Regions from separate parts of the Homo sapiens genome. Here region 1 is linked to region 2. The links are chromatin contacts, found by Hi-C or POLR2A ChIA-PET in ENCODE. All regions are on one chromosome and are shown on one strand. Each heading gives the region's core, a stretch centred on a gene start or an enhancer-like site at or near the end of the contact. The rest is flanking DNA. Distances are from core to core; before and after follow the strand shown.

The links. A loop is a pair of places that touch in the nucleus more often than their neighbours do. ChIA-PET counts read pairs that join two places held with the same protein, here RNA polymerase II (POLR2A). Pooled maps may share reads with other maps.
Region 1: a loop to region 2 is called in a map of naive thymus-derived CD4-positive, alpha-beta T cell, with 23 times the contacts of the local background. The contact joins two enhancer-like sites. A Hi-C loop is called at or near these places in 3 of 168 maps with a recorded cell type or tissue (CD4-positive, alpha-beta T cell, MCF 10A and naive thymus-derived CD4-positive, alpha-beta T cell) and 8 of 50 pooled maps. POLR2A ChIA-PET finds 5 or more read pairs at or near these places in 2 of 52 experiments (CD4-positive, alpha-beta T cell and K562).

Annotation. Positions count from the first base shown.
Region 1 is chr7:133,433,791-133,437,451 of GRCh38, forward strand. The region is part of intron 7 of EXOC4 (exocyst complex component 4); the gene reads left to right. Among named protein-coding and RNA genes, the nearest start is that of MIR6133, 140 kb to the left of the region's middle. Within about 2 kb of position 2,406, at least 4 of the 41 ENCODE cell types and tissues checked have a DNase peak (open chromatin) inside an H3K27ac peak, as active enhancers do.
Region 2 is chr7:132,392,080-132,395,551 of GRCh38, forward strand. The region is part of intron 3 of PLXNA4 (plexin A4); the gene reads right to left. Among named protein-coding and RNA genes, the nearest start is that of PLXNA4-AS1, 41 kb to the left of the region's middle. Within about 2 kb of position 1,777, at least 3 of the 41 ENCODE cell types and tissues checked have a DNase peak (open chromatin) inside an H3K27ac peak, as active enhancers do.

The DNA.
Region 1 (3,661 bases), core at 1,156-3,655, 1.0 Mb after region 2:
GAAAGCTCACTTTAAAGAAATGCTTACAATTCAGATGGGAAGAAGAGTGCTGGTTGACCCTGGCTATCTCCACAAACCTGTCTGTACTTGGAAGTTGTTTCTAGGAAAATATAATGGCCAGTGGCTCCTTTTTTTGTTGTTGGATCAGCTAGTTGTATGTCCTTAGTGGTACAAAGGGCAGTGAATACACAAAGATAGTATCTTTAATTATGGAAGGAGCCTATTAAAATTCCATTTTATCTTAAGAAATAAACATGTAAAGGAATCTGGAGGAGGCCAAACACCTCTTTAAAATAATGATTGTCTTGGGCTAATTCCTTTACTGTGCCTTCAGCATCATTAGATGCCAATCCTACTGTGTAGGTTCATTTGCAAACAAAACTGATTAGAGACTGGAGGCTGTGTGCATGAGACCTCCCTAAAGCAGAGGTTTCAGAAACCTGCACATTGTTTAAACTGGTTACCCTCAGCACTACTTTTATTTATTTTCTCTCTACATGGGGGGGAAAAAGAAGGTTGTTTATTTCAAAGGGTATTAGAACCCATTCTTCAAAAGAGAATACCGAAAAAGAGAAAAAAAGATATTGTGTAAAAGCTCAGAAGGTTTTCAGAATTTCCCTTTTTTGCCCATTGTAAACATGATCTTTCCCTTTGCTCTGAGCTCCCCCCTCTGGCATTAATGGTATATTTCTCTTTCTGTTACTACAAACTTCAAAGCTCCCCTCCAAGTCATTTTGCAAACTGTAAAGTAATGGTGGGGGCTGCTTTTATTTCCCAGAGTTTGTGGTGGGGGTGGACTGAGAAATGTAGAGGAACTGTTGGCAACATTTATTAACTTTTAATTTGGTGCAGAAAAAATCGGAAACCAAGTACCATACACCATTGATGTTGCTTCAAAGATACTTTGAGCTTGTTTAACCAATTTTTTAAAGCTTGTGTGCCGGACTGAAATGAGGTGCCTTTTATACAGACCTCAGGATTGTGCTGTCATAATAGATAAATCCATATGTCTCTTTGTTTTTGTAATTAAAGCTTTATCCTTCCTCTTTTTTGTCTTCAATGGCTATCTTTGTTCTGATAGAGACCGATTGCTTTATTGTAAGTAAACTCCTAACTATTGTGTGATATTCTCTTTAAAAAGAAGACTGGTGATGCCTAATTTATTTAGCACCATCTAGGAATCTGATTTTCAGTGTGGCTTAATTTTCCAGAAAATAGTCTCTCCCCTTTTAGCATTAAAGATTGTATTTTAACATCTTTAATGGAAATTTTATAAAATACATTTCTCAGATTTGGTCCTTTTGTCACAATATACTGAGCACATTCAGACTTTTTCTGGTGACTGAAGGACTGTCATTTTGAACCTGGTTAATCGATGCTTTGGTTGCACTTTTGCACACTACCCTTTATTGAATGTATTGTGATACGTCAGAGGTCATCTTGTCACATGTGAAGGCACGGACAACGTTCCATCGTGCTGAACCAGTCCCAGACTTCCATTAAAAAAAAAATCATACTTGTTCACTCTTCATACCCTCTGTCTTTTTTTTCCTTGCTTTTTGGGGGTAGGTTATCATGTCTAGCTATTGATCGTGTCTGTTTCAGACAAGCTCCTCTTGCTAAGTTGCTCAACTATTGTGGTATAAGCTGCAAAGGCAGAGAACCAAGGTGGTTAGAATTGTGTGTAGAATAAGCGACCAGAAAGCACTCTGTGGCATCATGCACATGAATTCTCAGCTATGGATTGTATAACATAAGGACATTTTGCCCCTGGAAATGTCCCTTTTTTCTTAATTCTCTCTTCCTTAGTTTCTGCTATTCTTAGTGGTCCAGGCTGCCAGGTAAATTAGGTATTCTTCTGTTAACAATGGCAGTCAAATGATACCTAAAACACCTTTATTGTAGAATTCTCTATCCTAGTCCCATCCATCTGTATTTGTGTTACTTAAGTTTTAGCTATTCCATGAAGATCCATTTCTGGGAAAAATGCTCCGTTATCTAGTGATCTGTTAATTTCTAGAAGTATCTAGGTTGAGGGTAAAGTTTTTGCCGTTTATTTTGCCACCTAGATTGTGCTGAATGGATAAGTGAATGAATATGTTTCTTTTGATACTGAAGCAAGTGGGTTTTTTCTTTTATTTTTTGTGATTAAATATTTGGTTAGTTTCTTTTTTCCTCTTAATTTGTTCTTACTTGTCCTTTATTCCTTAGAGCCACATAAGGAAGGGCAGGGGGAAAGAATTTGAATTATCTCAGTGTTTTTTTTTTTTTGTTTTTTTAAAGGAGATAGAATTTGCTCTTGCTATTCATTTCAAGAAATTGGTGATCTTGCATCAGCCGGCTTGTTTTTGAAAGATGTTTTTCTTGGCATCCATGCAAACTAACGATATGAACTGTATCAAACCCAGAGTGGCGTGGGCCTTCCTTGTACTGCCTTCTGACTTCTTCAGCTGCTATGTCTGTACTTGCCCTCCTATGTGCCCTGAGCTCTGCCCTCTGACTGAGAAGATCTAGAATTTGACTGTCCTCTTTAGGCCAGAGCTATCATTACTCATATAAATGATATTCTTTTTGAGATAGCTTTCTCCTTTCCTCTTCATTTGGCATCAAAACTAATAAATGATGAAACTAACTTCCTTTCCAGTAATTAGAACCTTTCTCTTTTTCTCTTTTTTGTCTCTCTTTTCCTGAGTGAAGGCAGTGTGGTGTTAAAAAAAAAAAAAACCCTAATATTATCCATATCTTATGGGATACTCTACTGGCATAATACTTCTTTACTAAAGCCTAGAACCATAGACTTCAGTTTTGGGGACCTGATCAAAGAAATAAGACAGACCTATGAAATAATCAGCCTCTTTAAGTATCATCACATACCCTTCGTGTGTACGAGCCAGTGGCTTTCAATTTGATTTAATCAGTGTATGGTTATTAATGTGCACTATATGGAATGCACTGTGTTCTATGCAAAAAAACTCCAAAAATGAAATCTTCATACCCTCCCCCTTTATTTTAGCTTGTAGGAAATGCATTTCTTCTGTTTTGCTTGTGTGGATAATTACTTTAGAGTAACTTATGATCTTTTCCCATGAGCTTAGTGTCAATTTCCTGGAGGCATATAATTTTATATAAATTTACCTGTTTGCCCTGTCTATAAATTGAGGATGAACTGATAAAAAAAAAATACATCTGAGTGACTATGGATGGGTTTGTGTGGGAGTGTGTGAGGATGGGAGAAACTTCCATGATTCATTAAGATATATTATGGTCATAGTAAAGGCTCATTTTAAAATTTTTTGATTTCTTTTTAAATTTTGCGTGTTATCCAAACATGTTAGAGGATTTCATTTTAAAGAAAGTACTGAAAATATTTGCCCAAATTAATATTTGTGTTCTACTTTTTTTCTCTTATAGTTTCTCAAATTTACTATATTTGTGTTACTAGAGTTTTTAGATTTTTATTCTGATTATGGCTTATGATTATCCACCAGATGTTTAAGTATTTTACCTTTTGCTATTATTTATGAGAGAAAAAAATGGACTGTAAGCTCCCTGTGGTACAATTTTCTGTTCAGAAGAAATGGAAAAGTTTGGTGGCATTCATTTTCTAGCTCATGGTCTTTTCCCATTTTCGATTATCTGGTGATCACTTACTATTTGCTCT
Region 2 (3,472 bases), core at 527-3,026:
ATCACACCATTGCACTCCAGCCTGGGCAACAAGAGTGAAACTTGGTCTCAAAAAAAAAAAAGAAAAGATTCCTGGAAGAAGCACACATTGGTGTGCATGGGAATTACTCATTGATATTTCTGTCCTACTAGAACATAAGTTCCTGGAGGGCAGCATCTATGTGCCAAGGGCATGATGGGCCCTCGATAAATATTTATTACATTAACAAGAGTATATATGAAGAAATGAAGGAATGGAAGGGCATCATGGAGGGAACAAAGCTAACTAACCTTCTTGTAGTCTGTAAATGTGCACCTGCTATCAGGAGGCCCCAGCCTGTCTTTCAGACTCACTCTCTGAAAAGTGCGGACACTGTTTCTCCCAATCTGTCCTCACAATCTTTCCAGGGCTGCCACTCCCTGAGTTTCCCAGGTCTCCTGGGTTCACAGTCATGATACTCCAAGCTGGCAGGAGGCTCACCCCTGGCAGGTGATGCTCCAGGCAGGTAGCCGAGTGCCCCAGAGGCTCTGGCAGTCACTGTCTGGCCTCAGTGCTCTTCTACAGTGAGGTGTGGCGCAGAGCTGAGCATCGCGCATTGCTGTATGCCCTGTTTCACAGTTACTGTGGCAACAGCCAGGCTTCAGCCTCGCCTAGGTTGTCCTGGGGAGGATGGGCCGCTGTTGGAGGCTACAGCAATCCTGTGAGCCACAGCCATCCTGGTCATTGTGCAGGTCCAGGCATCTCAAACCAGGGAGTAGACACAGACACTGGAGTCCTGCTGAGCCCCAGGCTGGCCAGGAGACAAAACAGGCGTGATCATTCACAAAACCCAGGAGCCCTAGGAGATGCCGCCTCCCTGTGTCCATCTGAGCACCCAGGCCCTGCAGCAGAGGACCTCCTCCGGTTGGCACGAAGGCGCTTCACAGCTTCCTCTGCAGCCACGCCTTACCCCATCCCACCCTACCCCATGCCCCAGCCAAATAAAACTATTACAGTTTTATTATACCAATTGTCAGTTTCCTCCTCCGAATTTTCTCATGCTGTTCCTCATCCTTTTCGCTGGAAATGTTCACTTATCCTCCAAGGCCTAGCTCATGCTTACCTTCTCTATCAGCAACATTGACCCCCAACACCCCCCCCCACCACCACCACCACTGACCCCAGCCCCACCCACCCAAGAAGACTCTCCCACTCCCCATTCTAGGCTCCTACAGAGGGTGATAAATCCCACTCCCCTGCCAGACTGTGTCTCTCATCTGATTATCAGCCCAGCACCTAAGGCAGTGAATGGGTACCTTGATCATGGTACCCTCAAGAACCCATGATCCAGAGAGGCTGTATTGGCTTTAACCTGGGTGTCAAACTAAGGAGTCAAGAGCAAACAGCCCCACATATGAACCTGGATTTGGGCATGGCTGATTATCATGGGAGCACCCTTCCTCCCAACAAGCTCATCACTCAAGTCCTACTTTTGTTAGCTAAACATTCATTCATTCATTCATCTGAGAAATATTTAGTAAGCATGACACTACACAACACTGTGCTAAGCACTGAGAATGCAGAGTGCAGCAAGACATAGTCCCGGCTCTCTAGAAACTCCTAGGCTAGGAGGAGAGACAAAAGAGTAAGTAGACATGGCAAGGGAAGTGGAGAGGATGGTGGGAATCCACAGAAGAGGCCCCTGATTCCATGTAAGAGAGAAACTGGACATTTAGAGGCTTGAAGTTCAGCCTGGATGAAACTAGCAGAGCGGGGCGGCACCAGGACACTAAGCCATCTTCAGACCATGGCAGCAGAGCCCAGGCTTGACTCAGAAGCGGGGCTGTGTAACAATCCAGGCTTTTCTGCCAACTTACGACAAGACTTATTAGAGATTCCAGGCACAGTGGTATTGAGACACAGACCACTAATTTGCACCCCACCCTCTTTTTTTTTTTTTTTTTCGTATTAACTGGCATCTCTGCCTGACCTTCCCCAATCCTCTGACAGCCTGGGAGTTTGCCTGGCTAGCAGCCATCCAGATTTCTTTTTTTCTCCAAGCCCTGGCCAAGACCCAGGATACATGGGAGAGGGGGAAGGGAACAGTTTGTGCTCATGCAAAGCTTGCTCTTGCATACAGCCCCTGGGCCGGGATGGAGCCGAGTTTCCTCTGAAGCGGGGCCCAGCCAGTAGAGCTGCCTCTGTCCTACCCCCTCGAGACACCCAAGCCGATTTGGTGCAGATGGCACCAGCAGATGCCAGTCCCTAGGAGGGTCCCTCCTCCCTAGCTAATGAGGGGAGCAGGTGAAGGGACCAGAGAATGTGATCAGGAGTGAGAAGTGAAACAAACACTAGATTAAGAGTTAGGAACCTGGGTTCTAGTCCCAGCTCTGCCACAAATAGGCTATATGACTTTGGGCAAGTCACTTCACCTCTCTGACCCTAGGTGTCCCTGTTGTCTGAGTCTGTGATTCTAGCTGTCAGAAGTGCAAATACTGCTTTAAAAGAAAGGAAAACTGGGTTTTCACTTCTGCTCTGTTGTTAACCTACTGTGTGATGTTGGGTAAATTCCTTCACCTCTCTGGGCTAAGATTAGCCATCTTTTAGAAGTCACATCGCACGCAACATGCAATTAAAACTGAGTTAATGTGAGGCCAGGGCCATGAATGACCCAGGAAGAAATCATGAGAATCTATGAAGAACCTTTCCCCACTTTTTCCCACTGTCCTTGCCCTGGGATTCTAGTCATGAGGAAGCTGCTGGTCCACCCACTGCATGTGCAGTCCTGCTCTGAGCTCCTGCCCTTCCTCCCGCACTAAAAAAATCTCTCTGCTTCGCCAGAATTCTCTGAGGCCATCTGTGGCTCTGATCCACCAGTCAGGTGAGCCGTGGGACCAGCCCTGGGGATTCTCAGCCTTCAGGGATCCTGGGCCTCATCACATGCAGATGTAGTCCTGCCTTTCCGGGGCAGGTGTGGCTGCACACTCCAGCGAAAGTGAAGCTGCATCTCTCTGCAGCCTTACAGCAAATGGGTAGCCACCACAGCTGCTGATAAACAGCTAGGGGAGCCATTGGCCAAATAACCCACTTTTCACACCTGGAAATAATGGGGGAAACACTCAATTAGGCATTCAGGTGTAGGTCTGGACTGGAGTGGAAGTCACAGCCTGCCCTCCAGGCTCCTAGAAATCACTGGTTTGAGGCTGTTGCAGGATGACAGGACCATGGGTTTTATGGGGGCTAGTTGGCATGGCTGAGGACAAGGGGCTGGCTGGTGACCATTCAGGCAGAAAGGAAGATGAGGAGTGGGGACAAGATGAATAAGCACTTTCTTTAGAGTCTGAGGCCCTGTGAGAGGAAGAAATCAATGGAAACCTTGGGAGGGACCCCAGAGAGAGTCCTGCTGAGAGAGGGTGTCGGCCAGATAAATTTGATGATGCAGCACTGAGTGGGGGCACAAAGTCCTATTTGAAGTATTGCAGGCAGGCTGGCACGTGCGTCCCACCTGTGCATC